Linked DNA regions of Homo sapiens: region 2 is linked to region 1. A link is a loop called in an ENCODE intact Hi-C map of the cell type or tissue named here. Cell type or tissue: endothelial cell of umbilical vein. All regions are shown on one strand. Links, peaks and the distances in the headings refer to the core of each region. The heading gives the core; the rest is flanking DNA.

Evidence for each region. Hi-C counts contacts between places; a loop is a spot of excess contacts. Peaks named below come from ENCODE experiments on the same cell type or tissue, not always from the same donor. Only the 100,000 strongest peaks of a DNase experiment are listed, where the experiment ranks them.
Region 2: a loop joins it to region 1, with 4 times the contacts of the local background. A loop is called at or near these places in 2 of 110 quality-filtered maps.

The regions. Positions count from the first base shown.
Region 1 is chr12:95,254,618-95,270,822 of GRCh38, forward strand. VEZT (vezatin, adherens junctions transmembrane protein) reads left to right here. Exons shown (of 12, transcript NM_017599.4): 3 at 2,533-2,622; 4 at 8,289-8,464; 5 at 11,740-12,015; 6 at 15,434-15,571. Among named protein-coding and RNA genes, the nearest start is that of VEZT, 45 kb to the left of the region's middle. In endothelial cell of umbilical vein, for the core only: no CTCF peak of the experiment used is centred there; DNase peaks (open chromatin) are centred at 4,894 and 8,434; H3K27ac peaks cover 3,412 bases.
Region 2 is chr12:95,311,398-95,327,602 of GRCh38, forward strand. No RefSeq gene overlaps it. Among named protein-coding and RNA genes, the nearest start is that of MIR3685, 9.6 kb to the left of the region's middle. In endothelial cell of umbilical vein, for the core only: no CTCF peak of the experiment used is centred there; no DNase peak of the experiment used is centred there.

The DNA of each region.
Region 1 (16,205 bases), core at 3,925-11,924:
ACAGGCATGAGCCACCATGCCCGACCAATTTTTTTCCTAATTTGGGGAGAGCTAAATTTTAGAAAACTTGTTGTATTGTTTAGCTCATTGTCAGGGAATGTATGTTTAGAATTGCTCCCAAAATTCTGTTCAAGGAATGAAGTATCAATTATTTCCTCTGAAAAGCTGTTTTTCTATGAGTTCTTAATGAAACCATCCTTAGCATTAATTGCTCTCTCTTTTTTAACTTTATTTTTGCATATGCTTGTTAGTAGTTGTTAAGTAGTCTGCCCTGATATTCTTACTATGAATATTCATTCTGTCTCTTTTTCTGGTTTCTTTTCCTGTGATTATTCTTAAATTCATTCCATAGAGTTTTAGCAGCAGGCTTCTCGTTGGCTTGATATCTTCTCTGGGGATCTCATCTACTTTCTTGCCACTTATGTCCATTCTCCAGGCTTTGCTGAGTTCCAGGTGCTTGTTAGACATTTTCTTCTACATGTGCCCCACAAAGCTCAGATTCAACTTGTCTAAAATAGGACTTCCTCAGACACCCCCAAAACAAACAAACAAAAAATGTTCCTTTTAATAGTCCCAAATCACTACCCCCTCAGACACCCCCAAAACAAACAAACAAAAAGTGTTCTTTTTAATAGTCCCAAATCACCACCCTCTCAGTTACCATACCATTTCCAATCGCGCTGACATAGCCTTGGTCATCAAGTGATACATCAAGTCAGCTTCTGTGTCTCTTAAATCTAACTCTTATTCATGATCTTTTTTGTACTCATTACCTAACTTAAAGGCCTTTATTGTTATTTAGCTGAGTGATTAATTTTCTTTTCTCTTTTTTGAGATGGAGTCTCGCGCTGTCGCCCAGCCTTGAGTGCAGTGGTGCGATCTCAGCTCGCTGCAACCTCCACCTCCCGGGTGCAAGCGATTCTCCTGCCTCAGCCTCCTGAGTAGCTGGGATTATAGGTGCCCACCACCACGCCCGGCTAATTTTTTGTATTTTTAGTAGAGACGGGGTTTCACTATGTTGGCCAGGCTGATCTCGAACTCCTGACCTTGTGATCCACCCACCTCGGCCTCCCAAAGTGCTGGGATTACAGGCGGGAGCCACCGCCCCCGGCCTTGAATATCCTTTTAATCATGCTTCTTGTCTACAATCATACCCTGCCAGTTTAGCCCCTGCACTATTGCCAATTATTTTTCTTTATTGTTTCGCTTCCTTGCATAAAAATCTTTGGTAGCTCCTCACACCCTACAGGATAATGTTCATACTATTATGGTGTGTAAGTCTAAGATCCTTTAAAACCTATCTCAGTGTACCTTTTTAACTTCCTTACTAATCCCTTCTTCTCTTGGGTCATAACTGTCCTGGAGTGCGCCACCATCCCCATGACATGTGCTTTAATGGCTCTTTCCTTCATCCTCTTCCCTTGACTGAAGTGATCTTCTCTTTTTTTTTTGAGATGCAGTTTCGCTCTTGTCACCCAGGCTGGAGTGCAATGGCGCGATCTCGGCTCACCACAACCTCTGCCTCCCGGGTTCAAGTGATTCGCCTGCCTCAGCCTCCCGAGTAGCTGGGATTACAGGCATGCACCACTATGCCTGGCTAATTTTGTATTTTTCGTAGAGACGGGGTTTCTCCATGTTGGTCAGGCTGGTCTCAAACCCCTGACCTCAGGTGCTCCGCCCTCCTCGGCCTCCCAAAGTGCTGGGGTTACAGGCATGAGCCACCGTGCCCAACTCGTTCTTCCCTTCTTTGTTAAATTCCTACTCATCCGTTAGGACTGAACTCCAGTGTTAGCTCCTCTCTGACCTCCTCTTTTCCAATACTTTTTCAGACTTTACATTGATTGTAATTCTTTATATTGTCTCTTCTTCTATACTAAGTTCTTGAAAACAATAGTTACATGTATTTATCTTTTTTCCCATGACCCTTTGCAGTACCTGGGATATAGTAATCACTCAATGAATATAAACTGCACTTACTGGCATGCTCAAGGAATGGGCTATTAAGGTAAATTGAATTTTTGGTTGATTCAGTAGTAAAGCTTTTTTATCAATATATGACAGTTTTTCTAAAATGGTCAAAGTATCTTTTTGACTTAGTATTGTGGAATGAAATGGTCTTAATATTTGAGAACTTGTAACCACCCTATGATTTTTCTTTCTGAAATAAATACTATCATCATGTTGACATAGTACATAGTCTCCCCAGGATAAATGGGCTGCTTCAGAATGACTTCTGCCTGCTCTTTAAAAATCGGATTTTCAGGCCTCATTCCAAATGTATTGAATCAGAATCTTTAGTTTGGGGGCCCAAGAATATGTTTCTAACTAAAATCTCCAGGTGATCCTGATATGCAACAAAATTTAGGAACTAATAAGGAGGCTGAGATGTACTGACAAGGTATATAACCTGGACAATTTTTTTCTTCCTTTTCTGATATAAATTCTCATTGATTGGAGGTAAGTACTTTGAAGTTTTTCTGCTGTTTGGGTATGCTTTTAATAATCCTATACAATGTCATTCATTTCCTTCAGCAAGGTATCCTGTTAAAAGTGGCTGAAACCATCAAAAGTTGGATTTTTTTTTCTCAGTGCAATAAGAAAGATGACTTACTTCACAAGTTGGTAAGTGGTCACTTCTTTTTGCCACTTTTCAGGGTTCTAGGTTATTAGTGAAATAATTGGTGAATCAGAATTTGTTTTGCTATCAATTTGGCCAGCAATTGATTTTTACTAGAGATTCTGCAGTAACTCAGGATCTTTTAATTTGGGCTTACTGGTATTGTTTATAGCTTTTAAAGAGGTTATTAGCCACTCAGAATGGAATACTCTGATAGTTATTGAAACGTTATTTGTTAGATTGCTAATTTACTATTGCCCTCTTCCTCCATTGACAGGTATCCCTCTCTATAGGTAAAGGAATATGTCATTAGTGGGATCAATTCAATCTGTTAAATCACAGAATTTCCCAAAGACTCGAAACAGTCAACCTGAAAGGTCTTTGTGATTTTTGTGAGGCTTTGTTTTTTTCTACTCTCTGCTGTAACAGAACTCCAGGGGGGAAATACTTCAACCTTCTGACGTCCTAACAATACAAAATCCAGGGAGTATAGCCTAAAAATTCAAGTTATGTGGTTCTCATGGCTCCCAGAAGGAGTAATGTAGTTACAAGTAAGCAGGTTTCAGGATCTCTGCTGGCCTGTAACCTTAAGAATTATCATTCCTGTAAATTAACATTTGTAAGGAGATTGTTTACAAAGTGCTTTCACATTTTGATTTGGTAATCTAAACAACACTATAAGATTTAGTCTGCTTCAGTAACGAGAAAACCAAGGTTCAGACAATCAGTTTGTTTTAATAACTTACTGAGTGAATTGTCTAAAAATGTTCAGCTAGAAAGTGATAGAGCCAGAATTTGAACCCAGGTCTCTTGGTTCCAAAGCCATGCTCTTTCTGCTATAGCATACGACCTCTCTAGCTCAAGTATTATTATTTTTTGGCTGACTAAAATTACTTTTTTAGCAATCCAAATTGTCAAGTTCTTTGTTCAGGGTTTCATCTTTGTTGAAGGTGTATTGAGAAGGTCAATGAAGTGTCTTATCGTCTACATATAATGCCATTTTTATCCAGGTGGAGCCATCTCATTCTTCAGTGATACTAGGACTGTGGTAAGGTATATGGATCCATATACATTTTTCTGTGATTTAGTCATAGTCTGCCTAGGCCTGGTCTTTTCATTCTTGATTCTGTGTCACTGGCCACATGTTTCATGTGATGTTTCACTATACAGTGCCAGCTTCTGTATGCATCCCTTTTGTGCCTATATTATGGAGAACTATAAGAATACATACCTAAGGATTAGTTTACTAGTAATGGAACAAGAAATTGCCAAGGTGGCTTTTGGCGTGAGATTGCTTGACTTTTTCCCCTTGATTGTGACGTATTTAAAATGTTGTTAGCTATACAGATATTGAAGCAGGCCCTCATTTCTTTTGTAAGAATATTGGCAATTGCTCTGTGATATCTGAACATTTTACTAATGTTCATTTTTATAGTACTTTTCTTAAAAATTAAAAAAATCCTTTATAGCAACCATGATGGGTAGTGGTAATGGCACTTTTTAAGTGCCTTTTAGCTTATAAAGTGCTTTCACACGTGTTATCTTATTTGATCCTTGTATAAAAAGCCCCATGATATCCAAAGTGATTAAGATCTTTGAAGAATACTGACAAATGAATAAGTTCTCTTCTTCATCCCTAAGGAAAAAGAAATCAAAATCTCTTAATTTTTTATCTGTGCCTTCTCATAACCTTTCATTTCATCCATGCAGAAAGGAATTCCTAAGTACTTTCTCATGCCACTTCCCTATTTAGATCCTGGAAAGATCTTTATCAATCAAATCAAGTCCAAATTTGTCACGTCAGCACTAAAGAGTCTGCATAATTTGGCCCTAACCTACCTTTCCAGCTTTGTCCACCAGTATTTGTATCAATGAACCCAGTCTTCATTTTCCTTTATTCCGTACTTATTCTGTATGTCTATGTTTGTGCTCTTATACTGTGATGGAATACTTTCTGTTTTTTTTTTCTTGATCCATTAGAATCTTTTCAATAAGCACTCCTAGCTTTTTCTCAAAGCTTTCCCGAAACTTCAGCCTATTGTGTCTCTTATTTTCTGCATCAACCTAGTAATAATTACTTTGTGTTCTATAAGTTTTTGTATTGTAATATATCCAACGTGTGCTTTTCTTTATTGTTTCAGTTATTGCATAGATAGTGACAACAGTAATAGCTAACATACAGTGCTTACTATGAGCCACTCTTCTTGGTATTTTATAGATACTGACTTATTTAATCCTCATAACAACCCTGTGAAGTAGCTACTGTTATTATCCCACTTTTGCCAAAGAGGAAACTGGCACAGAGAGCTTATTAACATGCTTAAGTTGTGGAGCAAGGATATAAAGCTAGACACTAAGTCCTGGCACTCAGACTTGTTGAAAATGTGCCAAAGTTTACATAGTACACATCCCAGGAGCATAGAGCCTCCAGCCATGCAGGTGATACCTGCTAATATTTAAATCGATCAGAATTAGCACCTTTTCAGTTTCTTCATTTGTTTGAGACCTGGATCTGGGCTTCCCAGTCCAAATAGTACTGTCATGACATGTTTCTTAATTTGCAGGTGTCAGTTTTTCTGGTAGTTTGATTGTTACCTTGTAACACAGTTAACATGTTTTCTGCAGTTCTTATTTTTATAATCAAAGAGTAATATCTAATTTTACATTTTATCCTTAAGAAAGAAACTTAATTCATTAATCTGATTCAATTTAAACCGTTATAATAATCAGTATATAGTTCAAGTTTTTCCTCTACGTGAGGCAATCTAATCACTAAGATAACATTGTTTTAGTTATTTGGAGTGTCTTGGTGCCTTTCAAGTTTATTTGTATTCATAGATGATTGTAGGTTGTTGGTTGATCACTTTTTTTTTTTTTTTTTTTTTTTTTGAGACAGAGTCTCCTTCTATTTTTCAGGCTGCAGTACAGTGGCACCATCTCGGCTCACTGCAACCTCTGCCTCCCAGGCTCAAGCAATTCTTGTGCCTCAGCCTCACAAGTAGCTGGGACTACAGGTGCACGCCACCAAACCTGGCTAATATCTGTATTTTTAGTAGAGATGAGGTTTCACTCTGTTGGCCATGCTGGTCTTGAACTCTTGGCCTCAAGTGATCTGCCCGCCTTAGCCTCCCAAAGTGCTGGGATTACAGGGGTGAACCACAGTGCCCAGTGGGTTTGTCACATTCTTAAATCAGATATTCCTAATGCTATTAATACTTCCTCTAAGCACGTTGGTTTTGGGGAGGTGTTATCCCAGTTTTACACATAAGTCTGATGCCAGGGAATGGTGTTAAAGAAAGTGAGTAACTGATTAAGTAGAATATCTGTGAAGAGAGAGCACTGCCATTGAATATTACTGGCTTTTCCACTCTCTGTCAGCTTTAGCCTTCAACTCGTTAGGCTTCTTCAAACTTACCTTATATAGGTACATAGAAGTCTCATAAAAGGTATGGTCTAAAGCTTTTGTAGCAAAAGTTTGATTTTTAATACTTGCATTGAATATGGCTGTGTCTAATTGGGGAACCAAATAGTAAGATCAATTTCAGAGATTACTCAAAAAGCTACCATGCCCCTGCGCTCCTTTTTTCTCCCCTCTGAACAATAGTATAAAGTGAGTTGTGTTGCTCTGTTTTTATGAAAGTGGGGTGGGATGTCAAATTAAGTGGTTCCTAATGTTAGAATCAGAATTGTGGGAAGAGAGAAGAGGCAGTTGTTCAAATATGAAACATAAAAGTGCTGCAGAGGTACATGCAGAGTGTGTCAGTAGATGGTAAAAAAAAAAAAAAAAGCCATATCAGGCTAAAAGAAAGATCAACATTCCATTGAGAAGATGCTCTCTTTTTGGACTGAAGATAAATAAAATATATCTAAATGCACCTAATATTAAAAATCTTCTTCTCTAAAAGTGGCATATAACCCTGATCAAGAGGTCATGGGCTCAGTTTGATATATGGTTCACCTCATTCTTACTGAAGTCCTCATTATGATCAGCGAGGCCTGGAATGTGTGGTGTGGGGATGATTAAATTAACTAAGAAGAGCAAACCTGTTGCCTTCACACCCTAGACCTAACAGGTTTTACTTTAATTGTTAATGGCCTTGTCCATCATTCTCTTTATTTTGATCATATAGTAGGATCACTCTAGTACTAAATTTGTTTGTTTGGTTTTGGTTTATTTTTTATTTTTATTTTTTTTGAGACGGAATCTTGCTCTGTTGTCCAGGTTGTAGTGCAGTGGCACAATCTCGGCTCACTGCAACCTCCGCCTCCTGGGTTCAAGAGATTCTCCTGCCTCAGCTTCCCAAGTAGCCAGGATTACAGGCATGTGCCACCATGCCCAGCTAATTTTTGTATGTTAGTAGAGATGGGGTTTCACCATATTGGCCAGGCTGGTCTCGAAATCCTGACCTCAGGTGATCCGCCCACCTTGGCCTACCAAAGTGCTGGGACTACAGGCGTGAGCCACTGCACCCGGCCTCTATTTGTTTAAATTTAATACAAAATACAACTTTAAATTTTCTTTTGAGGCAGACTATATGCAGGGAAACACAGCTACCAAACGCTTAGGATTTGAAATCAAAATTCTGGAAAGTTACTTAATCTCTTTGGGCTTTGGTGTTCTCCCCTACATAATGGAGAGGAGGATGATAAGGTACATCACAGGGTTACTGTGAGAATTCACCTATCTGCCCTAACAGTGCTACCTCATCTCTCACCTCTCTACCATGTGCACTCTGTGCACAATCTATTAATAATATCATCTAATATCGACGACTCACACTTCCCCAAATTAGAAAGGCTTTTATCCTGTACCATCCCACTTCTCCAACTCCTTTGTCTGGTCAATTTTTGTTCATCCTTTAAAACTTAGCTCAGGCTTCACCTCTTTTACTTTCTCTGACTTCATTACAGGCTTGGTCCCTCTATGCCATTTTCATAGTACTCTAGGTGTATTTCATCACACTCCTTTGCATGTTATATTGCAACTGTTTACTTTTTGGGTCACTTCATTAAACTACGAACTCTTTAAGAATAGAGACTTGTATATCTTTTTCATTTTGTGTCTTCAGTGTCAAGCCTGATGCCTGGCTTATAGAAGATATTCCTTGATAGATGAATAGAAAGAAGAGAAGGAGAAATAAATGAGCTCGTATATGTGAAGGCATTTTGTAAACTATAAAGTGCTATGCAAATGTTAGTGTGATTTTACATTGCATTCCTTAATAGTGTATTTTTAAATATCTGAATATCCATTTTTAGGAGGCCTTGATCCTGCTAATAAAATTCTTAAATATTGGCTATATTGTTACAGCTTCAGGGACAGCATCTTTTATGTTATAGGATTATATTTTCCATGTCGTGCCCTAGCAATTTAATCAATTAGGCTTAACTAGACAAGTTTGTTAATCTGTAATTACTTTACATCTTGTTATTAAAAATTTATCTTTTACATCTGATGGCTCAATAATGTCTATCTCAACCTTTACTGTTTCACATTTACAGTGAAAATAAAACCCAGCTATCATACTGAAGGTAGATTGGACTGTTGTTTCTTCTTGAAGTATCTTCTGAAAATAAACACCACCAAATTTTATTAGTACATTAGGAGCTTAGCGTTTAATGCAATATTATATATGTGTTAATACCTCTCTTCTGGTATTTTAATGGCAAGGATATTGGATTCCGACTCGACTCATTACATACCATCCTGCAACAGGAAGTCCTGTTACAAGAGGATGTGGAGCTGATTGAGCTACTTGATCCCAGTATCCTGTCTGCAGGGCAATCTCAACAACAGGAAAATGGACACCTTCCAACACTTTGCTCCCTGGCAACCCCTAATATTTGGTACTGTCCAGAAAACACCTATTCTTTGACTGCTTACATACAGAGTATTAGCAGAGGAAACCCATCATTGTGCTCTCCATTGTAAAGGCATAAACATTCCATACATTTAGCAGTACAATTAAAGTAACAATATGGGGGGAAAAAGTGCCTTTCTAAAGTAAATACTATTTAAAGTGAAGCTAGGGAAAAAAATCCAATTTGGTTATTATATACTTCCAACTCATTAAAATTAGTTCTGTGCTCAGCAACCTAGCAAATGGGTATAACAAGTGCCAAAAAGTTACTCTGCCAGGTGCAGTGGCTCATGCCTGTAATCCCAACACTTTGGGAGGCTGAGGTGGTAGGATTGCTTAAGGCCAAGAGTTTGAGACCAGCCTGGGCAACGTAGCAAAATCCCATCTCTACAAAACATGAAAAAATGAGTTCAGGTATGTTGGCATATGTCTGTAGACCTAGCTCCTTGGGAGACTGATATGGGAGGATTGCTTGAGCCCAGCAGTTGCAGAGTGCAGTGAGCCGTGATCACACCACTGCACTCCAGCCTGAGCAACAAAGCGAGACCCTGTCTCTAAGGGGAAAAAAAAAAGAATTTATTTTACCCATACACCTATTCACATGTGTGCATGCAAACCTAACCTTCTTTGTGTTTCTTTATAATTAATAGGTTTTATCGTAACTATATTGTAGAGACACCAAGAATAGGATGGGACATGGAGGTAGGCAGTTGATTCTGGCTGTGTTGGCTGAGAAAAGATCACAGGGAATGTGATTTGATGATTCATTCAGACCATCCTAAAACTTTTCAACCTCTTGAACTATTTGGGTCTAGAGCAGAAGTCCCAAGCAATAATCTGTTAAAAGAAAAAAAAAGAATGTGTAGCAAAAAGCGATTATATATAAAAAATTATTGATGTCTTCTTCCTGTTAAAGTACTTTATTAAATTTGACATAGAAGGGAGGAATGAATCAAGAAGTACACTAAATCACTATTCAAACTGTTCAAGTTATATAGGCAGTTACATTCATTGGCCTCAAGGTTCTGTATTTATGTCTTCCCTGTCACACTGACAAATGCTTCATTCTGCAGTCACTCAGATATGATCATGAAGAAGTAAAGCTTCTTATCCTTCAAAAATACAAGAATTTAAGGAGCTGATAGAAGGAACCATAGGTTTTAAGAATTTACTACTTTACTAACTTTCCTTTACCCACAAATATAATCAAGCAACTATGAGACCTATAAATGATTTTAGAGTTTACTATTAACATACAAAAGTATATGATGAGATTTTGCTTTATGGTATTGCCAGTATTATCTGAAAAGTAAAGGATTCTAAAGGAAATTAGGGCAAATATTTATTTATTTACTTATTTTTTGAGACAGGGTCTCTGTTGCTCAGGCTGGAGTACAGTGGTGTGACCTCAGCTCACTGCAGCCTCAGCCTCCTAGACTCAAGTGATCCTCCTGCCCTAGCCTCCCAAATACCTGGGACTATAGGAGCATGCCACCATACCTGGCTAATTTTTGTATTTTTTTCAGAGACAGGGTTTTGCCATGTTGCCCAGGCTGGTCTTGAATTCCTGAACTCAAGTGATCTGCCTGCCTCAGCCTCCCAAAGTGCTGGGATTACAGGCACGAGCCCCTGCACCTGGCCAGGGCAAATATTTAATAAGAAATTGCATGTGATTTTCTTTGCAATATGATTATTATAACTCTTTCCAAATATTGCTGTTTTTCAGCTATTCTCAGACACATCCCCCTTATACTCCCCTCTTTCTTTTCTTTTCTTTTTTTTTTTTTTTTTTTTTGAGACAAGGTCCTGCTTTGCCACCCAGGCTGGAGTGCAGTGGCATGATCTCGGCTTACTGCAGCCTGCTCAAGTGATCCCTCCGCCTCAGCCTCCGAATAGCAGGGACTACGGATGCATGCAACCACACCCAGCTAATTTTTAAATTTTTTGTAGAGAAGGGGTCCTACTGTGTTGCCCAGTCTGGTCTCGAACTCCTGGGCTCAAGTGGTCCTCCCACCTGTGCCTCTCAAAGTGCTGAGATTACAGGCGTGGGCCACTGTGCCTGGCCCCCTCTTTCTTATATATACACATTTTCACCAAAGCATTCATTGCTTTAAAGATGTATTTTAGTCTGTTAGACTTGCAATTGATATGAATTTTAAAATGTGTACATATTTTTGTTTCAATTAAAGTAGTATAAAAGTACAAACCTTGTCCATATCATGGTCTGTGGTAAGTATGTATATTCCAAATTGATGATGATTATTTAAAATTAGAGGACTTTATTCAAACAATTACTCATCAAGTGTGTATCATTTCTAATTGGAAAAATGTGTACATATTCTTGATCTAGTATGTGTTTCTATGCAAATAAAGTTTGATTTTAGGAAAAGGGATTTATAATATCTCTGAAATAGTATTTTTACTTTTAAATCTATAAAATCGGATTTTAAAATCTCTAATTTGCTTTTTAGGTTAAGGATTCCATATATTTTTTATTTTTTTAAAAGTGGTTTCAGAAGATGCCTATTGTTATATTTATTATCATTTTTATTAATGTCATAAAGAGAAATGTAGCAATTTCTTTGGGGTCACAGAAGAGGGGTTGGCTAAAATTAGAAGTAACTATTTCAAGCTTTTGGCAAAATCTTCACAGAAGACTTGGTGTCAGAGGAAGGTTTGAACGCATAGGATTTTGGTATTAAATATAAGATGACACCAGGCAAAAAGGAAAGAGAAGGAAGAGATGTTCTGGTTTACAATGCTTGGAGTTGAGGGCTGGGATGCTGATCTGACTCAAGACATGTTCTGGGCCAACTTCTGAAGGATTTTGTAGACTGAGCTAATGAAGTTTGATTTTATCCTGCAGGCGATGGGTGGTATTTCTAGCTCCAGATTCTGTATATGTAGGAAATGTAGAGGCCTTTTGTTGGTTCTGCCCAGCATTCAGTCAGCACCTACAGAGAATTTGAGTTTCTTTTGTGAAATCAGCTTTACCTGATTCCAGAAGATACCTGTTTTCTTACTTAAATTTATCAGCTCAGATGTTAATACCTAAGCACTATTGTCTAGTTGCGAGGTATTTTAAAAATCTTTCACATCACCTTCTTAAATGTCATATATTTTTAAGTTATGCTTTACAAAGAAGCTAGCATTTTATTTATTTAGTAAACCTAAATTTAAATTTTGTTTTTACTGATTAAAGTAATTCATCTTTCTTTCTCTAATCTGATGCATATCATTTTCTTCCTTTCTTGTTCCCAGGGATCTCTCAATGCTATTTGCCTTCATTAGCTTGCTCGTTATGCTTCCCACTTGGTGGATTGTGTCTTCCTGGCTGGTATGGGGAGTGATTCTATTTGTGTATCTGGTCATAAGAGCTTTGAGATTATGGAGGACAGCCAAACTACAAGTGACCCTAAAAAAATACAGCGTTCATTTGGAAGATATGGCCACAAACAGCCGAGCTTTTACTAACCTCGTGAGAAAAGCTTTACGTCTCATTCAAGAAACCGAAGTGATTTCCAGAGGATTTACACTGTGAGTTCATTTTTTATTTTATTTCTTAAATGATTATTTTCTATTCCATAAAGGAGAATATTTATTACCTATTTTCATTTCTATGTTGCATTTATAGGAAAAAAAAGTGCTTTTCTCTTTAGTACTTACTAAAGTCAATTAACTGCTAAGTGAAGGAATAAATACATTATGTGCTAGATTTAATATGTAGTATGATTCTGCCTATCTGCTTTGAGGAACTAAAGTACTTTGGAGATCATGATTATTTCTGTATGTTACCATGTGATTATATGAGATAATATATAGAGAGTGTCTGATACTGAACCTAACGTGCAGTAGTTACCCAGTAAATGCTTGCTCCCATTACTCCCTTTCAAATGCCTTCTTTATGATAGACGTATCTGCTATAAATGCATTTTGAAAACTCTTGACATGTACTAATAACTGTTCAGGTAAATATTAGCAGATATTATAGCACTGATACTCTCAGAATATCATGCAAATAGTGATGTTTTCCATTCTTACAGGAAATTAAATATTCACCAGTCTAGCTGTAAGTATATTAAGCTGTAGGATATATTGACTACTTAATCTATTATTAAAGGGAAAGTTACATTTATTGAGCACCAACTATATTCCATATACTATGCTAGTCACTTTTGCATACAACTAAAGGCATAGAATTATAAATGGTAAATATTCATATCCATTCCATCTGATTCTAAACCCGGCTTGCAGTACACTGGACACCTGCCAAACACTAACAGATGACAGTTGTGTGCTAGTATATTTAATAATTTATATAACCTATATAACTTTTGCAATCTATAGGTGGGGGAAAGTAAGCATATGGTGAAGAACATTCATAGCTCTTAATTAGTCGTATCTAGAAAATCATGAAAAGAGGGAGTGAAGAACCTCTGGTAGCCATCGCATCCTTCACTCTGTTCTGCTCTAGAACATTACACAATCTTGAGATAAACACTGTTTCTAAAAAATCATGGAATAGAGAAATGGAAGAATCCCAGTAGTTATCTTGTTCTTTACTCTCTTGTGTTCTACACACAATCCCAAGACATAAGATGGATTTTATAATTTCTCTTTCTTCTCAATCAAAGTATAAAAGTCAGCCAGGCACAATGGCTCACACCCGTAATCCCAGCACTTTGGGAGGTCGAGGCATGAGGATCACTTGAGCCCAGGAGTTCAAGACTAGCCTAGGCAATCTAGCAAAACCCCATCTCTACAAATAATAAAAAATTAGCCAGACGTGGTGGCACACACCTGTAGTCCCAGCTACTCGGGAGGCTGAGGTGTGAGGATTGCTTAAACCCCAGGAGGTTGAGGCTGTAGTGAGCCAAGATTGTGCCACTGCACTCCAGTTTGGGCAACAGAACTGGAGACAACAGATTCTGTCTAGGTTGGGCAACAGACTTGGTCTCAAAAAAAAAAGTATAAAAGTTCTTAGCATCTGTTGATTTTTGTCGTTGCATTAGTTGAAGTCTACTTCTTATTGACTTAAAGGATAGCACGTTTTTAAGTTGTTTAAGTGTCAAATTTTAAAAGTTTAAAAAAATCATGCTTAAAATAAGTAATATTTCCGGCCGGGCACGGTGGCCCACACCTGTAATCCCAGCACTTTGGGAGGCCGAGGCGGGCGGATCACGAGGTCAGGAGATCGTAGCTATCCTGGCTAACACGGTGAAACCCCGTCTCTACTAAAAATACAAAAAGAAATTAGCCGGGCGTGGTGGCGGGTGCCTGTAGACCCAGCTACCCGGGAGGCTGAGGCAGGAGAATGGCATGAACCCGGGAGGCAGAGCTTGCAGTGAGCCGAGATCGCGCTACTGCACTCCAGCCTGGACGACAGAGCGAGACTCCGTTTCAAAAACAAAAAAAAAGTAATAGTTCCTTTTTATTTTATTGAGAGGACTTACTGGTTGAACAAAGTGGCTTTGTTCAACTAATGGTTAGGCGTGTATAGAGGATTCTGTGCCTTGTGTCATTTTCCAACTTTATCTGTCCCCATGGAATTTGCACGAAGAGGTAAAGTGGGCCAGTTAGACATGATTTACCTTCCAGATTATGACTTCTACCCATTCAGATGACAGACGAAGAGAAGTATTGGAAGAAATTGTGCTTCCTTTGTCTCTATCTAACTGGATAATGGGTTGAAAAATGAATAATAAGTCTTGAATCATAATTTTTTAGACATTTTCAAAATTAGACAGTTTTTAAAACTGATTTAGTAAAATGGAGCACAAGCAGTAGTGCCATATATTGAAATCATGAATGCTGTTTTGTTTCTGACTCAAATTGTCCTCTCTCACAAATAATTGAAACCTTTTTTGCCTTCATTCCCTTGTCTTAACATAAGCCTGTCAGTCATCATCCTCTGCTTTTTATAGATTTTTTAAAATTTGGTTTTTATAGATTTTTAATACCTGAATACATTTTAGTATGGTTTAACATTTTTAAAGTTTTGAGTTAGGTGTGTTGTTTTATAGCTTTGTGTTATAGTATAAGCAATTTACAAATGCCAATATTTTGTTTTACTGTTGGGAAAGATTACTGGTTAGGTGAAAAAATTTATCTGATAACCAGGTATTTACTCATATATACTGTAAGTTATGAAATGTAATACATTGTATGTCATTGTTACAAATTAGGTACTCCCCATTAATCTTATGGGAAGTGCCATGAAATGTGCTTCCTCTTGAACAGCTTTGAGAGTAGCTATGCTACTATGCAGTAACCCTTACTTTGCCTTTCTACTTGTATTCCCCTGTTGGCCACTGGTCCTGTTATCTTTCCACGTCCCCTACTTCATTTTGAGTAGGTAAGTGCCAGTGGCAGCAGGTGGGTAAGTAATTTTACCCTACTTTTATGAATGTACAGAATGTATTTCTATACAGTATTTTTTCTGTACAAGTGACCAAAATATGATCAGTGAACATATGTGATGAACGTATGTAAATGTATATTAAGAATTTAAAAGTGTTTATAATTAAGGTCTTCATACTTCCTATGGATATAGGTTTTGAAAACTGAATATAAAGTAGCTCTTCTCTAATATATGTTAGCAAGCATAGTGTCTATGTAAAAAAGATGTGGATTCTTAATAAATATTTCTACATTTCTGTTATATCTCAGCCAGAATCCATTGTTTCCCCACATCAGAGGAAGCCTTTGCTCTTTGAGATGTTAATTTTTTGTCTTTTTTTTAGTGGTTGTCTATATATACATATATATATATATCTAGTCACAGAAATGACTATTTTATGAGACCTGAGTTGACATATGTATAATCATTTTCTAGTGAAGATCATGAAAGAGGAATTTGTTTTCTACATTTAATAGAATTGTGGATTTAGGAAACAAAAACTTTAGGACACCTGTACAGTTGTATCACATTTTACTTTTCAAGTTTGCTTGACAGGGTCAGTGCTGCTTGCCCATTTAATAAAGCTGGACAGCATCCAAGTCAGCATCTCATCGGTCTTCGGAAAGCTGTCTACCGAACTCTAAGAGCCAACTTCCAAGCAGCAAGGCTAGCTACCCTATATATGCTGAAAAAATATCCTTTTCTGTTTATATATGAAACTAAGCAATGTTTCTGGAGTCCTGAATATAGATATTATAGTTGTATCCTGTGAAAGTTTACTGTAAAGTGAGATTGCCTATTTTGAAGCTAATTTCCATCATCAATTCTATGTTAAAACTGGAAATGCATTCCTGGGGGAATGACAATAACAGACAGGAAGAAAGTTCTGTTCTTCTGTGACTGCTTTTTAAACAAGGAAAAAACTTGAAGTCTCTTCCTTTACTCATCCAAAGAATGAAGTCGAAAGAGTCTGGCTTTGCTAGGTCTGACATTTTAAACAAATTTCTCAACATGGCAGATTTGCATCATGGCATGTTAATAAACTGGCAACTGGAAATCCTTCCCTTTTCAAAAAAACAGGTTCTAGGAGCAGAATGGCTAAGTTCAAACACTGGCTGTATCAGTTACTTCCTAAGTGACTTTAAGCAAGTTTCTTAACCTCTCTATACCTTGCTTTAGTCGTGTTTAAAATGGCAATAATAACATCATCTTCCTTATTGGATTTTTGTTAGGATCAAATGAGTTAATCCATGTAAAGTGATCAGACATCATCTAGCATACAGTAAGCACCCAAAGACTGCATGACAATAAGTCTGTCACTTAAATT
Region 2 (16,205 bases), core at 2,500-10,499, 55 kb after region 1:
TGTGCTATAGCCATTGAAAATTAAGTTGGCAAATGGTAATTTTGCCTGAATGTACATCTGTAAAAATGAACATTTTCAGAATCTGATCATTAAAAAGTAGTCCCATTTAAAAGATCTCCAAATGTGTCTTTATGAGAAAATGTTCATGGTATACACATAAAATAGTCATCATACATGTTCCTAGAAATATATTCCTAGAAGATATTGTTTAAAGATAAGAAAACAGGCTCAGTAGTTTTCTCACTCAGTCACACACACAAAGTGTCAGAACCAGTATCCTAATTAGATAATTAGATCCTAAGAGATACCAACATCTGCTCTTCATCGTTATGATAAACTGCCTATGTATATACATTTCATTTTACAGCTAATCTCTAGGAGACGGTACAGAGACCTTGATTTTGGTTTTTTGTTGTTCTTCTTCTTTTTCTAAAAAGAGACAGGGTCTCACTGTGTTGTCCAGGCTGGTCTCAAACTGTTAGGCTCAAGTGATCCCCTTGCCTCAGCCTCGGGAATAGCCAGGATTACAAGTGCGAGCCACTGTGCCAGGCAAAGAGCCCTTAAATTTGGAAGTCATTAGACTTGAATTCTGGATTAAAAACTACTTCTCTAAAACTCAGGCAAATCACTTAACCATATTAAGCCACAGTTTCTTCTGTAAAAACAACAAACAGCATTAATTATGATTTATAAATGGGACTAGACCTCTGAAAGCCTCTTCCATTTTTAAAACTCTGTTCCTCTATTATTAATAAAAAGATACAACTCTACTAGGTAAAGCCAAGTTTGTCCTTCTGTGCAAGAGAGTTGCAAGAGAGAGCTTATTTTTAGGCACAGTAAATAACTTGAGAATATTCAACTGTTAGAGGTTGGACAGAAAGAATAAGAGGGGACTTCAGAGGCCAAAGCAGGCGGATCACTTAAGGTCAGGAGTTCGAGACCAGCCTGGCCAACATGATGAAACCCTGTCTCTACTAAAAATACAAAAATTAGCTGGGTGTGGTGGCACGTGCCTGTAATCCCAACTACTTGGGAGACAGACAGGAGAATCTCTTGAACCTGGGAGGAGGAGGTTGCAGTGAGCTGAGATCGCAGTAAGCTGAGATCGCACCACTGCACTCCAGCCTGGGAGACAGACTGAGACTCGGTAAGAAAAGGTGGCAGGGGAAGGAGACCCTAGTTTAAAAAAAAAAAAAAAATGTAGCTAGTTCCAGCACAGAACTTAATACTGCTGAGGGCAAAGTATACCCTTATATTTTCAAGCAATCCAACGCAAGTACTTGAAAGTTAAAGTGTACACATTCAAAAGGAACAATAGCTCCCTGTGATTACTTGTTATTCCTTTCTCCTTAGATAGCATAATCTTTTCATTATGAAGGGATGTCCTATTGCAAGGTTTTCTTTGTGGGTATACAAGTTTCTGGCTTATCTTCATTTCTGAAACAAAAGAATCTTTCTTATTTCATGTCTAGAACCATCTATGAAGCCATTGTTGGCTGTAATTGAGTTCTGTGTGGTTCCTTAATCTAAAATGGTTTGTCTCTGTTCTTTAGCACCCATGCCTGGCTATTAGCCATCAAGCCATTTATCTTGCTTGAACTTAGAAGATTAAGCTATGATACATGGGTCATGATAGCCAATGACAAGATTACAATAAAAAATACATACGTGAATATTTTATAAGATCTGAAGAACTTAATGATTCTTTCTAAACAGTGACATAAGGATGATTTTTAGCCAGTTTTTTTTTCCCCCAAAATGAACATGAAATACTTGTATCATTGGAGGGGGGGAAGATGAAATTTTAAAAATTGATAAGGACCAGGTGCGGTGGCTCAAGTCTTTAATCCCAGCACTTAGGGAGGCTGAGATGGGAGGATCACTTGAGCACAGGAGTTTGAGAACAGCCTGGGCAACATTGTGAAACTCCATCTCTATGAAAAATAAAAAATTAGCCTGGCATGGTGGCACATGCCTGTAGTCTCAGCTACTTGGGAGGCTGAGGTGGAAGGACTGCTTGAGCCCAAGAGGTTGAGGCTGCAGTGAGCCATGATTGTGCCACTGTACTCCAGCCTGGGTGACATAGCAAGACGCTGTCTCAAAAAAATTTGTTTTCAATATGTTGATAATGTTTCATTCTTATTTGGGGCTTATATTCACACATAAGAAAGTTTACCGTTCTGTATATATTCAAGCTATCACCTCATAGGCCTAACCTGGCGCCTAGAGAAACCGGGGCAGGGCTGTGTGTTCAGTTCTTGCAGGAATAGCTTAGTCTGATGATGTTTTATTGAGTTTTAATTTTAGTAGAACTTCAAAACCTGGAATAATCTAACCTAGAGGTTCTCAGCATTTTAACAACCAAGAACCCATGATACTCACCATGGGTGTCATGTTTTGAAGGTTTTCACCACAAAATCTACATTCATTAAAAGCCCTATAATTTGTGCACACACACATACACACACACACCCTTTTCAACATTAACCAAAGCCAGCCTGGCATGGCAGCTTACACCTGTAATCCCAGCACTTTGGGAGGCCAAGGCAGGCAGATCACTTGAGCCCAGAAGTTCAAGACCAGCCTGGACAATATGGCAAAAGCCCATCTCTACAAAAAAATACCAAAAAAAAAAATCAGTCACGTGTGATGGCACATACCTGTAGTCCCAGCTACCTGGGAAACTGAGATGGGAAGATCACCGGAGCCCAGAGGTCAAGGCTGCAGTGAGCCTTGATTGCACGCCACTGCACTCCAGTCTGAGCAACAGAGTGAGACCCTATATCGAAAAAAACAAAAATTAACCAAAGCCATAATGGCCACTCAGAGTGTTTGGTGCTAAGGACAGAGCAGGGAACAAGGTTTCTGCCCTCATTGAATACTAGAGGGGAAAGTTAGACAATAAATATATATTGGGAGGCAGGTGATGGTAAATGCTGTATAGAAAATAAAGCTGAACATGAGGGCTATGTGGGAATGGAGAATACTTTTTTATACAAGGTGGTCAGACATGAAAGGAGTGAGGGAACCATCCCCGCAAATACCACAGAGAGAAGAGTTTCCCAAAAGTAGTGAGAGGTAAGTGGCTAAAGCCCTGTAAGAACAGGGCTAGGAAGGTCAAGGAGCACCTTGTAATGAATGGAATATGGTTTTACTCTTAATGAGATAGGAAGCCACTGAAGGGTTGTAAGCAGTGGAGTTGACATGATTTCACTTAGGTTTGAAAAGCATTATTAAGTTTAAAAAGCATTCTTTTTCATGGAAGTCTGACAGGGATGGGGAGAAGGGAGACCTGTTGGTTATTGCAGTGATCTATGTGAGGGAGGATGGTTGGTGGTGAAGGTTGTGAGGAGGGTCAAATTCTGGATATATGGTGAAGGTAAGGCCAAGAGGGTTTGCTGATGTAATGAATCTAGTCTGAGAAAGGGGAAGTCTAAATAATTCTAAGGTGTTTGGTCTAAGAATCTGGAAGAACAGAGGTCCTTTTCTGAGATGGGACAGGCAGCTGGTTTTGGATAGGTTCAGTACGAAATAGCTATTAATCAACAGGTGGAAATGTTGAATAGGCAGTTTGATATAAGAGCCCAAGTTCGGCCAGGCGCGGTGGCTCACGCCTGTAATACCAGCACTTTGGGAGGCTGAGGTGGGTGGATCATTTGAGGTCAGGAGTTCGAAATCAGCCTGGCCAACATGGTGAAACCCCACCTCTACTAAAAATTACAAAAATTAGCCAGGTGTGGTGGTGCATGCCTGTAATCCCAGCTACTCAGGAGGCTGAGGCAGGAGAATCGTTTGAACCTGGGAGGATGAGGTTGCAGTGAGCTGAGATTGCGCCACTGCACTCCAGCCAGAGCGACAGAGCAAGACTCTTTCTCAAAATAATAATAATGGTAATACCAAAGTCATGAACATAGGTTGGAGTACTGTGTCAGAACTCTGACATCCTTGGGGAATCTACATTTCAGAGGTTAGGAGACAAAAAGGAACTTGCAAAGGAGACTGAAAAGGAGCAGTTGGTGACAGAAGTGGTGGCCTAGAAGCTGAATAACATTTTGTTATAAAAGAGGCCATGACTAACATGTCAAAAGCTGCCATAACATCAAGAAAGGTGGGGCCATTTGTATATCTTTTTTGAATAAATGTCTGTTCAGGTCCTTTGCTTGTTTTTGAATTCAGTTGTTTATTTTTCTTGTTGTTGAGTTGTATAGTTCTTTACATATTCTGGATATTAATCTCTTATCAGATTTTGCAAATTCTCCCATTCTGTAGGTTGTGTTTCCACTATCTTGACAGTATTCTTTGATGCACAAATGTTTTTAATTTTGCGGAAGTCCAATTTATTTTTCTTTTGTTGCTGAGTTTCCTTATCTTTTTCAAACAGGACAATAATGCTATCTGATTCATAGGCTTGTTATGTTGATTAAATAAATTAATACATGTTAATACAGATAAAGGGATTGAGACAGAGCCTCCCACATAAGAAGAACTCCATAAATGTTAGCTATCATCCAGGCTAAACTTACAGTATAAAACCCAGTGGTCAGCAGTATAAAATTAGGACATGTGACACAGAAGCCAGAGGAGGAAGGGGTTTAAAGAAGCACATGATCAACAGCACAAATCTTGCAAAGATGATAAAAACAAGCAAACAAGCAAACTTAGACATGACACCTAAAAGTCAGACAGTGGTGTTCAGGTCAGACGCCAAATTATACTGGATGAAGAAATGTTGCTAGACCCTTTCTGATCTCCAGAGCCAGATCTCCTGCTGTTTCAGCTCTTAGGGTGCTACAAAATGAGACAATCTGTTGGACTTTGCTGAGACATAGCAGAGAGAACACTAGATTTAACTGGGTTAAAGTGTCTGGTCTTTTACCACTTGATCTCTGTGGTCACCTCCCATAGCTCCAGTTCTCTCACTTATTGAGAACAATTATTCCTATTTCACAAGGGCATTGACAGGTTACAGTGAAGAGTAAGCATAATAGTAAGTCATTAATTATTAAGATCAGTACATGGCTCCTTTCTGACTGCATGCCTTGTTCTGTTATTCCAACACTGTTGGAATGAACACTGTTGTTCTTCCAGCACACCAGGTCCCACCAGCCACAGGCACCTGTGAGGTGGGACATTCCCATTTTACAGATACTTGGCTTATAGGTTTGCAATAATAAAATGAGATTAATACACATCAAATGCTGGCAACAATATTGGCGGCAGTTTTATTCTCATGGAAAGTTCTTGCCTGATTTTTAGTAGTGCTTTTCTCTTCAGGTCCAATTTCTGGGCCACTGTATTCCTCATAGCTTGCGATGTTCACCAACTTACCCAACCTCAGTGTTGCCATAAGAAGCAAGTGCTTATATATTATCATTGAACGTATCAATGGAGCTTTTTGTTCCCTCTGCTTTGGTTGCAGATATGAGAACGCACATTAAGTGGGTTATGAGTGTTCTGTTTGAGGATTTCATCTACTGGTGAATAAACAAAACATGGTGCTCTTGCTGGGTTCCTACAGCTACCAAAGCAAAGATGTCTTCGGTAGAGTAACTATGTCCGGTCCTGATCACTTTCGCCCTTGCAAGCCACATTTCAGAGCAGGATGTAAGTCATGTTTATTTAGTCTGGTTTTTACCCTGTTGTCTGGTTCCTGTTTATTCTTTTTTTAAGGTTTACATTTATTTTCTCTTTCTTTTCCTTTTTTTTTTTTTTTTTTTACAAAGTCTCACTGTCACTTAGCCTGGAGTGCAGTGGCACAATCTCAGTTCACTGCAGCCTCAACCTTCCTGGGCTCAGGTGATCCTCCCACCTCAGCCTCCCAAGTAACTGGGACCACAGTCATGTGCCACCAGGCCCTGCTAATTTTTGTATTTTTTTGTAGAGATGGGGTTTCGCCATATTGCCCAGGCTGGTCTCAAACTCCTGGGCTCAAGCGATTTGCCTACCGCAGTCTCCCAAAATGCCAGGATTACAGACATGAGCCACCGCACCTGGCCTATATTTGTTTTTGATTTATTACATATTCTAAGATACCTTAGGAATGAATAGATTTTGAAAATAGAGTAGGAAATTCTATAGAGAATACCTGAATGGTTTAGAAAAGCCAAAAGCGCTATTATGATTTTATAATATTTTGTTTATTAATAATGTATGGTAACAAATAGAATATTTAATTCAACATGCATTTATGGAATGACCTTCCTTGTACTAGACATACATTCACAGACATGCTCACATACATGCATGGGAATCCTAATTACCACTTCAGGCAACATAACAATTCCCCTGTTCACATTTAGTTTAATCACAGGACCCCTAAAAGAAGTTAATCAAGGCCGGGCATGGTAGCTGAGACCTGTAATCCCAGCACTTTAGGAGGCTGAGGCGGGCAGATCACTTGAGGCCAGGAGTTCGAGACTAGCCTGGCCAACATGGTGAAACCCTGTCTCTACTAAAAATACAAAAGTCAGCCAGCCATGGTGGCGGGCGCCTGTAATCCCAGCTACTCAGGAAGCTGAGGCAGGAGAATCTCTTGAACCCAGTAGGCAGAGGTTGCAGTGAGCCGAGATTGCACCACTGCACTCCAGCCTGGGTGACAGAGTGAGACTCCATCTCAAAAAAACAAGAAGTTAATCAAGTGGGCAATTTATTTCTCTGTGTTGTTCCCTTACATATTAAAACTATTCAGCTCATTTCTTTGGAATCACTCCCCCATGCCGCCATCCTCAATGTTTAAATTCCTTATTACTCATCAGGTTAATGTGAGAATCCTATTGCAAAAGCACTGTGTAAACTGAAAAGGTTTTCTTTTTATCTGGTTGGGGGATCCAGTCTGGCCTACTTTATCTAGTTGACTGCAGTGAGAGGTTAAATGTTTAAACCCTACCAGTTACACCATTGTTCCAGGAATTGAATTGAATGGAATTAAAAGACTTTTCCAAACAACTCAAACCAAGCAAACACTCCCTGATTTGTTCTCTCAAACAAAATATATTAGCCTGTGGCGACTAAATATTGACCTAATGACTAAATGAAAGCAAACAGATTCTATAATGCTCTGAAGTACTCACCACTCAACCTCAGTGAAACTCAATGAAACTTCCCAAGAAGCTTCCAGAGAGCAACTCTTTCAGTTAAGTAGGGACTGGAAAAGGTGCATGTCTTTAAGTAGAGAGAGTAGAGACCTCGAAAACACTCCCCCCTGAGAATCCTAAAAGTCTCATTTATATAAAAACAAACAGGAGACAACTCCCCACCCTATCTACCTGTGTGATATCCTATTTTAAAAAATAGACCAGGGGCTCAACATTGCTAATGGACCCATTTAACCCCCCATTTCTACACACACACGCACACACACACACACACACACACACACACCATCCTCACTACATTTACCACCATCATCACTAGTCAAAGTCGTAAAGATTGAGCTCCATATGTGAGTGTGACGCCCATTCCCTCAAAATACTATCAGCCCTTAGTATCTAAGGTTCCACATTCATGGATTCAACAAACTGCAGATGGAAAATATTTGGAAAAAAAAGAACAATCAATAATAAGTAATAATACAAATAAAAATGCAATACAACTATTTACATGACATTTACATTGTGTTAGGTATTATAAGTAATCTAGAGATTATTTAAAGTATATGGGAGAATGTGTGTAGGCATATGCAAATACTATGCCATTTTATATCAGAGACTTGAGCATCCTCAGATTTTAGTATTCTTGGGGGTTTCTGGAAGCCCAGACTACACCACTATGCAATATAGGTATGCAAGAAATATGCACTTGTGCACCCTAAATATACAAAAATTTTTAAAAATTAAAAATGGCTACTAAACTAGGTTAACTTTTAAAGCACAGAGCCATTACAGCTGTCACATAAAGGATAAGGAACAGCTGTGCACTGGGAATTCCTGATCTTAAAATAACTATCATGGCCACCCCCAGTGGCTCATGCCTGTAATCCCAGCACTTTGGGAGGCAGATGTGGGCAGATCGCCTGAGGTCAGGAGTTCAAGACCAACCTGGCCAACATGGTGAAACCCCGTCTGTACTAAAATATAAAAATTAGCTGGGCGTGGTGGTGCATGCCTGCAATCCCAGCTACTCGGGAGCCTGAAGCAGGAGAATCGCTTGAACCTGGGAGGCAGCAGTTGCAGTAACCCAAGATCATGCTGCTGCACTCCAGCCTGGGTGACAGAGCTAGACTCTGTCTCAAAAAAAAAAAAAAAACTATCACGACATCAATGTCAATCAGATTTTCATACTTCCTTGGTAGGTACTGGTTTTTCTCTCAGTCTACGAAAAGCTTTTTCTTAAGGCTCCAAGTAGAAGACATGTAAGCCTCTGTTCAAACATGCCTCTAAAAGCAGAAACTGGAAATGGGACTACAGGGTGACTGGCTGCTCACATACCATGTTTGGCTGGTGGGATTTGGTGAGGGAAGTTACTAAGTATATCCACATTAAGAGAGGACTTCCATTTCCCTTCTCTCTGTGACCATCCAGCCCCCCTTTAACACTGTGACCATTCCCCAAAGCTCAGCATGATGAAATCTCTGTTTCTTACCAATAACTGACCCCTAAGTTCTTAAACTTGTTTTGATAACCACATCCCTGTTGACTTGCCATACAGTCACAGAAAAACCTCTCAATGCAGCTTTATAAGATAGGCCTCCTTGCCAAGGAGAACCTGCATTCTAATTCCTCAGATTCAAACCAGACATGCCCAAACCACCTGCTTCTAGATATTTGTACTGGTCTCCATGGTACCAGACTCACATACTTAGAGTGAACTTTGAAGAGTTCAAAGCCACACTGAAGGAGGTACTAGACTTGGAAAGAAAACAGAATGAAAAATTCAATTATTTGTAATTGTCTAATTATTAGTTGGTTTTCTTCAGATTAATTCTTTTTGTTTTGTTTTGTTTTGTTTTGTTTTGTTTTGTTTACAAACTCTGTTTTTTGAGACAGAGTCTTGCTCTGTTGCCAGGCTGGAGTGCAGTGGCATGATCTTGGCTCACTGTAACCTCTGCTTCCCGGGTTCAAGAAATTCTCCTGCCTCAGCCTCCCGAGTAGCTGGGATTACAGGCATGCAACACCACGCCCAGCTAATTTTTGTATTTTTAGTGTAGATGGGGTTTCACCTTGTTGGCCAGGATGGTCTCCATCTCCTGACCTCATGATCCGCCCGCCTTGGCCTCCCAAAGTGCTGGGATTACAGGCGTGAGCCACCACGCCTGAACAGATTAATTCTTTTCTTAAACTCCATGCAGTATTTATTTTGTTTTTTAGAGGAGAACTAGGGGCCCATAAAAATAGCTATAAGTATTTATGTTTCTGTGGCCCATCTTGTACGGCTCTCACTGGGTAAGGTGTTAAAAGTGAAACTGCTGTTTAGCTTTCAAGCATATTCTGTTTGTGTGAATTCTCCCTGTCCTAAGCTTCAATTACTTGATTTTTCTTTGAGACAGAGTCTCTGTTGCCCAGGCTGGAGTGCAGTGGCACGATCTTGGTTCACTGCAACCTCCGCCCCCTGCATTCAAGCGATTCTCCTGCCTCAGCCTCCTGAGTAGCTGGGACTACAGGCGCATGCCACCATGCCCTGCTGATTTTTTAGTAGAGGCAGGGTTTCACCATGTTAGCCAGAATGGTCTTGATCTCCTGACTTCATGATCTGCCTGCCTCTGCCTCCCAAAGTGCTGGGATTACAGATGTGAGCCAACGCGCCTGGCCACATTTCCTTGATTTTTCTAGCCACTCTCTCTGTTATCATGCAGGAAAAAGTGGAGAAAAGGTAATTTACTTAGAAGAATAAAGAGCAATCAATTTCACTCTCAATACTTTCCCCTGTAAAAGCCCTAATGGAAGTGTCACCCAACCTTCCTAACTAGCAGTGTTATATTAGGTTGCCGCAAAAGTAATTGCAGTTTTTACCATTAAAAGTATGCAATTACTTTGCACCAACCTAATAGGAAGCAAACTTTCAAAGTCATTGATCTCTCAACAGCTATGCCTTTCTATTCATGTTACACTATGGAATTAGGATAGGCACCTATGAAGACTTTTCCAAACTAGAGCTCATGGCTAAACACGTGATTTTGCATGTGATTGCACAGGTGAGTCAAATCAGGCTCACATTATATCTCACTTTATCAGTGAGGCCAATCAGACTTTATCTCTTATGGGCTGCATCTGAAGCAGAAACTTTCCAAGATAGACAACATGAAAAGTTGATGCCATCTGGAAGCAGCGCCCTGGAAAGAAGGGTGCAGAGTGTCTGCTGCTGAGATTATTGAGGCTGCCCTGGCTCCCGCCTCTCCCAGGGTTTTACCAAGGAGCTGATGAAGGCTGTCTTTGACTCTGTAAATTGCCCTAAATCCTTTAAACCAACACCCCACTTAGGTTAATCAGAATTGGTTCCTGTTGCTTGCAACTAAAGATCTTTGGTTGATTAAGAAACAAAACACAGACCTGCATGCCTGTTAAGTGGAGTGGAGGATAACACTAGGAGGAAGAATGTCAATTTTTTTTGTCACTACCTCTTCCTTGTTGTTCAATGTATTTATAATTAGAAGGTACATTTAGAAATTCAAAAAGGAAGGAAACCTTTGAGCTTTGATACAGAATAATTTATTCGGGAACATTTGCTGGCTGAGCCAAACAGATTTCTAGTTTGTGTGCTATTTGTACAGCTCCATGAAAATCAGTTCACTTCCTCTACAGCAAAAATAATTTTTATGACACTCTTAACCTTGATGTCTGACTACATCCTTCTTGTTATTTTTTTTTTTTTTTTTTGAGGGAGCATTGGGGATGAGGTCCTTTTTTTTCAACCTTTTAAAAATTCAAATTCAGTGGTTTTTACTATATTCACAAGGTTGTACAACCATTACTACTATCTACTTCAAGAACATTCTCATCCCCCTAAAATAAACCCCATATCCACTAGGAGTCACTTCCCATTTTCCCCTCACTCCAGCATCTGGAAGCCACTAATCTAGTGTCAGTCCCTATAGATTTGCCTATTCTGAACATTTCATATACATGAAATCATACAATTTGTGGCCTTTTGCGTCTGTTTTCACTTTGCATGATGTTTTCAAGATTCTTCAAGAGGGCTTTTAAAAATATAGCCCTTAGGCCGGGGGCAGTGACTCATGCCTATAATCCAAGCACTTTGGGAGGTCTAGGCGGGTGGATCACCCGAGGTCAAGAGTTTGAGAACATCCTGGCCAACATGGCAAAACCCTATCTCTAGTAAAAAGACAAAAATTAGCTGAGTGTGGTGGTGTGCATCTGTAATCCCAGCTACTTGGGAGGCTGAGGCAGGAGAATCATTTGAACCCAGGAGACGGAGGTTGCAGTGAGCCGAGATTGCGCCACAGCACTCCAGCCTGGGCGACACAGCGAGATGCAGTCTCAATATATATATATATATATATACCCCTTAGTCAGGCTCTCATCAAATACAAAATTCATCTCAATAACTTTCTCTGTATATATGTAGAGACACTCCTGGAATCATTTTCCCTTTAAGATCTTATGAAGATTTATGATTTTGAACTCTAATGACTTGTGGATATATTCATGAGGACGGAAGGAAGGGTTTTTCCCTTTAAGATCTTATGAGAATTTATGATTTTGAAATCTAATGACTTGTGGATATATTCATGAGAAAGGAAGGAAGGGAGGAAGGAAGGAAGGAAGGGAAGGAGGGAGGAAGGAAAGGAAGAAAGAAAGGAAAGAAGGAAGAAGGATGGAAGCAAAAAAAAGAAAAATTTTTATAGGATAAAAACAAGGCCTAGAACCTTCTAAGGAACACCTTGGGGTCACCCTTTTCTGCTGCCCCTCTTTCTCACTATCCCTCTTTTTCCTTATCTTTATTTTTATTAGACCATTGATCACTCCCAACATAGTATTTATTCAGATATGTTGACTCAAGTCCTTGGAACACCTCCAAGTGGAACAGTCCAGTATGCCTTTGGGTATATGGGCCCAAGGCACAGGGGGATGTCTGAGCTGGTGGTGGACATTTGGGTGTCACCAGCATAAAGAACTAGTCACTGAAGCTGCAGGAAACTGTGGACAGTTTGAAGAGGACTCATGGCAGGCAGGACACTGAGGCATGTGACATCCAGGAGGGGCATTCCTCAACCAGGAATGCTCTCTTAAATATCTTGACCCCTTCATGATCCAGATCAAAAGAATTAGTTTTCCCATTTGCAATTCATCCTTCCTTTTTCTGGTTTTTGGAGGACACAACATTCTAAGCCCTGTGTTCTTTAATTTAACACTGACTATAAATTATTATTGAAGCAAGCCACAGCAGTTTAACAGCAGACCTGAGTATTTATCAAGACAAATACTCAACAACCCAATACATCTTAGACAGATTTAAGAAAAAGGATGATAAGTGTTACATATAAGCTACCATAAAGTGTACACTTATTCTGTAGCTTGTCAGTTTAAAGGTGTCTTTCTCAGATTGTTTGCTAAGGAGGGCAAAGAACTTTCTGATGATATAGAAAGATTTGTTGTAATGGTTCCAAGTCAACAAGATGGTTGACTTCTATCCACGAGACCATAAATATTTGTAATTAGAAACTGCATTTGTTAAGATGATATTTGTTTACTTAAAGTTATAAACTATATTTGCATAAGAGGTTGATTTTTACCCACCAAGCTTGAAATAATTAACTTCATCGACTTTATTCTGTAGCTTCTCTAGACTCTAGAGAAGCCTAGGGGATGTGGGGGGGAGAAAAAATAAACAAACTGGTGCCTAAGGTTTTTTTCCAACCAGAAAGCATCTAGATATTTTGTCTGGATTTCTTCCTACAGGCTTGTATTTTAATAAGCCTGGCAACTCTAGCACTCTAGCAATTATTTCTGGAATATTATTTCTGGAAATAATTGCGTCAGTTTTTCTTCATCACTTGCCTAAGAAACGTGTCTTTTTTTTTTTTCTTGAGATGGAGTCTCACTCTGTCGCCTAGGCTGGAGTGCAGTGGTGCAATCTTGGCTCAATGCCACCTCCGCCTCCTGAGTTGAAGCGAAGTTCTCCTGCCTTAGCCTCCTGAGTAGCTGGGACTACTGGTGCCTGCCACCACACCTGGCTAATATTTGTATTTTCAGTAGAGACAGGGTTTTGCCATGTTGGCCAGGCTGATCTTGAACTCCTGATCTCAAGTGATCCGCCCACCTCGGCCTCCCAAAGTGCTAGGATTACAGGCACAAGTCACCACGCCTGACCAAGAAATGTATCTTTTCCAAAGTGTTCAACCAGCAACTGGGAGCTCAGTAGTAATCCCCTGATATGGCTGCAGCTCTGCCCTTAGAAAAGGCATTTTTCTGATTGACTGTTAGAATTAGGGGGATACCTAGAGATCATTTAATCCAGGCTCCCTTGATTTACAGATAAAGAGACTAAGGACCAGAAAGGTAAAGTATCTGTGGTCTCCCAACAAGTCAGAGGTTGACCAGGACTAGGATCAAGGTTTGCTGCTTTTCCTACACTGCCTCTCTTTTCTATTGTTTTTGAAATCTTTCTATATTGTGATGAATATATGTATCATAAAATTGACCATTTTAGCCATTTTTAACTGTACAGTTCAGTGACATTAAGTACATTCACATTGTTGTACAACCATCGGCACCATCCACCTTCAGAACTTTTTCATTATTCTAAACTCCCAGAGTCACTGTTTAATAACTCCCCGTGCTCCCTCCCCTATCCCTGGGAACCACTGTTTTGTTTTTTGTGACTATTCTAGGTACCTTATGTAAGTGGAATCATATAATATTTGTCCTTTTGTGTGTCTCATTTCACTTAGCATTGTCTTCAAGGTTTATCTGTGTTGTTGAATGTGTCAGAGGTTCATTCCCTTTTAAAACTGAACAATATTCCACTGTCTACATACACACACACACACCCACCCACACACACACACACACCACATTTGTTTATCCCTTCATCTGTTAATGGAAACTTCAGTTGTTTCCACCTCTTGGCTGTGTGAATGATGCTGCTATGAAATAATTATCTGTTTGGGTATATAACCATATGTGGAATTGCCAGATCATTGAGGAAATGCCATACTGTTTTCCATAGGGGCTGTACCATTTTACATTCCTGCTCCTTGTTATTACTATTATTATTTTGTGGAGACGGAATCTTGCTATGTTGCTGGGCTTGAAATCCTAGGCTCAAGTGATTCTCTCACTTCGGCCTCCCAAAGCTCTGGGATTACAGGCGTAAACCACTGCACCAGGCCTACTCATTCTTTATTTATTTATTTATTTATTTATTTATTTATTTATTTATTTGATGTGCAGTAACATTTAGAAAGAGGATTGGATTGAAATTTGTCAACCCCAACCTCAGGACTGATTAGCTATATAATCTTGGGTAAGCCAATTCACTCCTCAGACTCAACCTCCCCAGTCAGGACGAGAGAAATGCTTTGCTGACCTCACAAAACTGTTATAAATGTGATATACATACAAGATGAAATACACCAAATGCTTTATAAATTAAAACAGGTTCTTTGATGTAAATTATTATTAGCCATTTATACTAAATTCAAGTCAAATCCAACTCTAAAGGAGAAAACTCTGAGGTATTAGGAAGGAAAGAGCTCTTTATTAGTAAGGAGAGAAACGTATTGTCCGGCAAAGATTTTTTTTTTTTTTTTTTTTTTTATACAGAGTTTCACTCTGTTGCCCAGGCTGGAGTACAGTGGTGAGATCTCTGCTCACTGCAATCTCCACCTCCTGGGTTCAAGCGATTCTCCTGCCTCAGCCTCCCGAGTAGCTGGGATTATAGGCACATGCCACCACGCCCAGCTAATTTTTGTATTTTTAAGAGACGGGGTTTTGCCATGCTGGCCAGGCTTGTCTCGAACTCCTAACCTCAGGTAATCCTCCTGCCTCGGCCTCCCAAAGTGTTGGGATTACAGGCGTGAGCCACTGTGCCCAGCCCAAGACTTTGAACTAAAGGTCTTTTTTTCTAAAACCTAGGCAGTTGGACCTTAAATAAAGAATGCTGTTCCTAAGCACAAGCACTAAGTTACAGTCAGCTTGGGGGAGGTTGAGAAAAGGGCAAAATGGCACATTTGAAAGCAGCAGTGGCTGGGGTCTGCCAGCTGCTTCAGCCTGAAGCTCTGTAATTCAGTGTTTTATCAGAAACATTTAGAACTGTGTTCACAATCCTCTATAAACACGTCATCCCTATGACAATGTGGCTTATCCCTTTGATTGATGATAACAGTTGCTGAAATATGTCCAACAAATTTCTTCATCTGAACTTAAATTACAGGCTTAGTTTTACTTCTGTAGATTAAACAGTAGCCTCTCAAATAGGAAATAAAAACTCCATGCTCACTTTTGAAAAAAGTTAGGGATACCTGTTTTATTAAATTCATTCTTCATCACAAAGCAACTAGACAAATATTGATTTTGTAGTTACTGTAAAGGATTGAACAAAAATATGAAGAGCAGAGTTTCTACTCAAATGTGATCAAAGTCAACACTGAGGATCTCACGAGATTAAAACAATGCTACTAACCTGGATAAGGTGGCATCCCCCGAAAGACTATTTTCTTACCCTTTTTTGTTTGTTTGACAGAGTCTTGCTCTATCACTCGGCTGGAGTGCAGGGATGCAATCACAGCTCACTGCAGCCTCAAACTCCTGGGCTCATTTTTTTCTTACCTCACATGCACTTATATTTCTTCAGGCAACTCTTTTCTGCATCTATCCTAAGTAGTATCCCTGCCCTTTTTTTTTTCTTTTTTTTTTGATACAGAGTCTCACTCTGTCGCCCAGGCTGGAGTGCCGTGGCACCATCTTGATTCACTGCAACCTCTGCCTCCCAAGTTCAAAAGATTCTCCTACCTCAGCCTCCTGCGTAGCTGAGATTACAGGTGTGCGCTACCACGCCTGGCTAATTTTTTGTATTTTTAGTAGAGATGAGGTTTCACCATGTTGGCCAGGCTGGTCTCGAACTTCTGACCTCAGGTGATCCGCCTGCCTCGACCTCCCAAAGTGCTGGGATGACAGGCGTGAGCCACCACGCCCTGCCAGTAGTATCCCATTTTTAAAGACACCAAAGGCCTATGGTGTTTTTATGACGTGATGCTGAGCTCCTTAACTATTAAACAAAAAAGGCTATTGGACCTAGAGAGTGTGTAT